2 separate regions of the Mus musculus genome follow, and region 2 is linked to region 1. A link is a contact called in ENCODE POLR2A ChIA-PET data. All regions are on one chromosome and are shown on one strand. The core of a region is the stretch at or near the end of the contact, and the rest is flanking DNA. Distances in the headings are between cores, read along the strand shown. Region 1 holds the start of Edrf1 (erythroid differentiation regulatory factor 1). Region 2 holds the start of Dhx32 (DEAH (Asp-Glu-Ala-His) box polypeptide 32).

Region 1 (2,766 bases), core at 119-2,618:
ATCTCTGTATTATTATTGTGTGTGTGTTCATGCCACAGGACATGTGACGGCCAGAGGGGAGCTTTCCAGAGTCAGTTCTCTCCTTCTACAGTGGGGTCCAGGGATGACATGGAACTCGGGCCCTCAGTTTTGTTTGGCACAAGCTTTTATGTGACGAGCCTGCTAGCCTCTGATGTAATAAACAACGAAAAGGACAAAACAAACAAACAAACAAACAAACAAAAACTGGCTCTAAATACAGAGTAGTTTAAAAAAAAATCACAAAACATGCTTTAAAGTAAGGATCTGCAAAATATGCACCAAAAAGTTAATTCATAAAAATGTCTTGTTTTGCATGAAAGCAATTTGCAGACTGCATCTGCTTTCTCCGAGAACTCCTAAAGTTTTTCAGTTACTGGGTTTTTAGAGACTAAGGAAAATTATAACCTGGCATGGCTAAATAATTGCAAAGGCCAAAACACTGAAAACTGAAAACGTATACCTCCGTCCTGGCTCAGCCATTAGGAGCACTTTCTGCTCTTGCAGAGGACACAGCTTAGCACCCACAGCCCACAACTCCCAACTGCGTGTAACTCCCGTTCCAGGAGATCTGATGCCCTCTTCTGGTTTCTGCGGGCACTGCATGCACACACGCAGCCAAAGCACTCAAAACACATTTAAAAAAAAAAAAAAAAAAAAAAAAAACCCAAAACGTAATACCTCGACATAAAACAAAACCTTTTACCTCAAATATATATGTTTTATGAGGAATGTAGCAGTTTGTCTGTTATTGGGTGCAGGGTGGAAATGTAGCTCCGAGTGCTTGCCTAGCCTACACGAAGCCCTGGGTTCCATCCTCGGGCAGAAAGAAACCCCAGCCCTCGGGAGCTGGAGGCAGAGTGTCAAGTTCAAGGTCACTCTCGGCTATTTTGCGAGTTCGAAACCAGCCAGGGCTGCATGAGCGCTGCCTAGAAACCGATTAAACAGACTGATGGCTTCTCTCTCCTTGCTTCAGCCCCACTGATCTGAGGGTGCTGAGACCCACGGAGGTCCCCGCGCGTGTGCAACTCGGAGAAGCCCCAAGAGAGCGGCCGCCTGCGAGGGCCTTGATGCCACCAGCTTTGATTACGCGAATACCCAAGGCGGCACCGCCCCACCCCAGCCACCGCGACTTTGACTCAAGTCTCATTAACTGTTTGCCAACAAAGACCGGCCACGAGCGAGGGGGAGGAGCCCGGGAGGCGTGTATCGCGAGAAGTGTCCGCCCTAATGGTGTGACAGGCAACGGCGTGCGGCAGCTCCTGCCCGGACCGCGAAGGAGGAGCCAGAGCCGGAGGACGGGCTGGACCTTTGGGTGAATCTCGCGAGATTTCATCGCGCTACCTCGAGCTCTTCCTGGCAGCCGCCGGAAGTGCGAGCCGCTGAGTGTCCGAGTCGCTCGCTCTGAGGTTCTCCTGCGACTCTGGGCCCGCGTTCCTGTCGCCGCCTCCAGGGCTCGCGCGTCTGGTCGCCTCCCCAGGGTCGGAAATGATGGGGGACCCCAAGGAAGCAGGAGCCGAGGCTTCTCCTTCAGGGGCGGCCGCCCGAGGAGGGCTCAGCCTCCTGTCCCAGGCGGACTCCGAGGAGCCTTCTGCACAGGTGAGAGGCGGCGGCGGCGGAGCGCGACCTGCAGGGGCTTGGGGGGTTTGCGGGCCTGGGAGGGGGACGTGGGGCTTCTGGAACTTTCTTCCACGCCTCCTTAGCACCTCTAGTACGGAATGAATCACCAGGCGAGCCTGTCGTCGGGTGTGCAGGCAGGCGTTTGCTTGCAATGCGCAACACCCCTGGCTTCGCACTCGGCGCCAGTGGACGGGCTATAGAGTGTGTGTGTGTCACAGCCCGCCGAAGGCAGGCAGAGGAGAGAGGGACGGACCCAGGGAGGGCACAGAGAATTTGCAACGCCTGGAAGGGTTCTCGAAGGAGAGTCGAACAGCGGGTCCAGACATTGAGCATGCCCGGGTGGGTGTAGGGTCAGCTACGGAGCTAATGTAGAATGGGATGCGATGAGCTTACCGATCAATCGCTGTGTGTTTGGTAAAAATAAACACGTCCTGCAAATGACGTTTGTCATTGACTTATGCTACTTAAAAATATTCCATTAGAACCGTACAGAAGTCTTGCTCGTTTTACATGCGGTTGACAGGACACAGTTGAGCGCACTTAGTTTCTGAGTCTACATTTTTCTGTGACTCATCGTACCGGGTTGAGTCTTGGCTGGTGTGGAACTGGTTATGCAGACCGGGCAGTCAAGCTGGACGTAGACCTTGCACTGGCCCTTGTGCCTCTGCCTCCAGAGTGCTTGAAGCTTGTGTTTGCAACTACTATGCCCAGATTTTTAAAAAGCAGGTTGGTTGGCCCCTGTCCACTTCTTGATTGATCCTTTTTTTTTTTTTTTTTTTTTTTAGTTTCGTGAAAAACAGCTAAGTAAGCGTAATTTAAGCTTGTTTATTAAGTGTTAGAGCTGACACGCAGCTGAGGCTCCTTGTGAATCCTGATTTGGTGGGTTCTTAATTCATTTTTATGAAAGTGAGATTGTCGTTCCTGGCAGTGTTCATTAAAGCTTCATTCCATATGTTATTTAGGGATCGGCCTTATTTCTTGGAGGCAACGAAGTGAAAAGCAGAGCTGTGGTAAAATACTCTTCTGCCCCTCCTCGAACAGCGTTTGCACGTCTCGAAGAAAAAACAGACTTGAAACTCCCACCTGCCAACTGGTTACGAGAGAGTGCCAAACTAGGGCCAGCAGGAA
Region 2 (2,784 bases), core at 55-2,554, 140 kb after region 1:
AATTTCCTCTGTTTCTCCGCACTTCCTCATCCCTTTCTTATCTCTTCTCCATTTTTCTTCCTTCCTCTGCTTCCCCCTCTTCTCTCCTTAACCCATGACACTCTCTGAGGTGGTTTGAAAATTCTACACCATACCAGATAAAAATTCCTAGTGGGTTTTTCCCCCCTTCACACCTTTCTTAAAGGAAAACCTGGATCCTGGTCTTTGAAACCAGTATCCTACACAATTTGGCTGACTCAGTGACCCCCCTCTCCCCCCAAAAAAAATCAACAGGAAAAATGAGTATTGTAACACAAACACAAACACACACACACACACACACACACACACACACCAAACTAAACCAATTTCCAAGATCCCACAAGGGGCCCACAGCCTGAAATATGATAGGTGACAGTGGGGATGATAGACAGAGCAGGACTAGGGGAGGAACTGCCCGTAGTCTCAGTAGACAGCCTTGGCCTACTATAGAGGCAGGAGCAGCTTTCACACCCTCACCTAGGCAAACGGATTCGAACACCCCTCTCTGAAACATGTGGTGCAAAGAACGAGTCCTCCAGGAGGAGCTGAGAGCACCCATACTCGGAGTCTTAGGGTCATCCTAGCCTTGACCTGGGACAACATCCCGGTATAGGGTACCCACCCTGGAAAAGAGCTGCCACGCGCAAAGGCCGAGTCCGGACCATGACTTGGGGCAACATCCTGAAGCAATAGCCCTTCACTCTGGAGAATGGGTACTGGCAGGCAAAAGCTGGGTCCTCCAGCAGGAACAGGGTCTATCTCGACTCTCACCCGGGCATCTCCGGGTTCATCCGGACCCTGACCTGGACGGACGCCAGATGCAGGGGTAACCCTGACTCTAGCTTGGGGTTACGGCGGTGCAAAGACCGAGTCATCCGGCTGGAGCAGGGTTTGTTCTGACTCTCACTGGGGCGTCTCAGGTCATCCTAGACTTAACCCACCAGGGTCCAGAAGATCTCAGGCCGGAGCTCCGGTTCTCCTTCCGGAGCTGGGGGCGCCCTCGCCCTCAGCTGTGCCTGGTCGGGCGGGGCCGCAACAGGTGCGCGGCCTCCCTGCTTCCCCGCCGCCTGCCCTGCCGTTACCTGCAGCGGCGGCCGCCGAGGCCTCCCAGAGCCTGGGCGGGAGCTTCCCGAGCCCGGCCGACGTTCGCGTGGTCCCTAGAGGAGCTGACAGAGCGTTCCCGAGCTCGGGGCGCGGCTCTGCTGAAGCCGCCGCGCTCCCGGGTCGCGACCCCCCTGCGCCACTCCCGCCCGTGCGCTGCTCTGCGTTTCCACGTCACTTTTTGGTCCCTCCCTCTCGCCGTCCGCCGGGCCCCGCCCGCCCGCTCGCCTGCCCATCCCCGGTTGTCAGGGCAACCCGAGCGACGCCAGACGAAGACAGGCGTTAGGAGGGCGGCGCCGCCAGGGCTGGGCCCGAGGGCCCCCGGGAGCAGCTGACCATGGAGCCCCACAGTAAGCGGCGGGCTAGGGCCTGGGGTGCGAGCAGAGACCGAGCTAGCCGGGCCAGGTCTCGAACCCTCGGCTAAATGATCCACAGATTCCACAGAGCACGGCTGATGCCCTCACTAGCAATGGGCTTACGAATGGTTAATAGTGCTTCCAGTGTCTTAGTGAACCTCCATGGAGCCTGGGCCTTGAATTTATGTGTTCTTGCCTCTCTTCGATCTTATCCCTAAAGTCTGTGGTATATATAATTCATGTGCTTCCGCCCAGCATAAGATACATAACAAAAGTTTCTCATTCCTGTTTGTCTTAAATTTTCCGTTCTTTGTTATTGACTATTCGTGCGGATGCATGTGTTTGTGCACACGTGTGCAGGTGTCACACAGGTGCACATGCAAGTGTGCCACATTTGTGTGGAACCCAGAGGGGACATTCTGGTGTCTTTTCTTGCCATCCACCTTGGTTTTAAATTTTTATTTTATTTTATTTAATGTGTACAGATGTTTTGCCTGCATGTATATGTCTCTGCACCACTCATGTGCCTTGTGCCTCTACAGAGACCAGAAGAGAGAACCCAATCCCCTTGAACTATAATAAAAGCAGGCTGTGAGTAGGCTTGTGGGTGCTGGGTCCTTTGGAAGAGCAGTCAGTGTTCATGATATTTGAACCACATCTTCAGGCTCCCACCTTGGTTTTCAAGACAGGGTGTCCCACTGACCTAGAGCTCTAGTGAACTAGGCTAGGCAAACCGGCTAGCAGAACCCCAGAGGTGATCCTGTCTCCAGCTCTCTAGGGCTGAATCTACAAATCACACCACCACACTTGATATTTTATGGAGGTTCTGGGCATCAAACTTGGCTCTTTTACTTTCTGCAAGCATTGTTTGCGCGAAGTCATCTCATTAGCCCTGGTTTTTGTTTTGTTTTTAAAAATACTCTTAAGTTTGAGTTTGTCTCCTGCAGCCCAGGCTGACCTTGAGTTTAGGGCAAACTTCGTGACCTAGCCTCCTGAACCAGTGGCTCAGAATCTTCATGGCTCCACATTCTGAAAGTGCTGGGGCTACAGTGCTGTTTTTCATTTTGTTTTGATTGAAACAGAATCTCACTATCTCTCTGGCTAGCTTGGAACTCACTGTTTAAAGACCAGGCTGGCTTCAAATCCACAGGTCCACCTGCCTCTGTTTATGAAGTGCTAAGATTAAAGGCATGGGCTACCACGATGGGCTACAAAGTTGTGTATGATAGATGGCTGAAGATGTGTGCTTTAGAGTTGCTAGAACTGAGGTACCCTGGAACTCACCTCTCTGTCCACTGTTTTTCCC

Evidence for each region. ChIA-PET counts read pairs that join two places held with the same protein, here RNA polymerase II (POLR2A).
Region 2: POLR2A ChIA-PET joins it to region 1 with 14 read pairs in embryonic stem cell. The contact joins the promoter of Dhx32 here to the promoter of Edrf1 in region 1. POLR2A ChIA-PET finds 5 or more read pairs at or near these places in 4 of 5 experiments (Patski and embryonic stem cell).

The regions. Positions count from the first base shown.
Region 1 is chr7:133,636,307-133,639,072 of GRCm38, forward strand. It overlaps Edrf1 (erythroid differentiation regulatory factor 1), which reads left to right and starts at 1,369. Exons shown (of 25, transcript NM_178115.4): 1 at 1,369-1,617; 2 at 2,601-2,766. The coding sequence starts at 1,507.
Region 2 is chr7:133,775,499-133,778,282 of GRCm38, forward strand. It overlaps Dhx32 (DEAH (Asp-Glu-Ala-His) box polypeptide 32), which reads right to left and starts at 1,305. Exons shown (of 12, transcript NM_133941.2): 1 at 1,104-1,305. It overlaps Fank1 (fibronectin type 3 and ankyrin repeat domains 1), which reads left to right and starts at 1,393. Exons shown (of 11, transcript NM_025850.2): 1 at 1,393-1,472. The coding sequence starts at 1,460.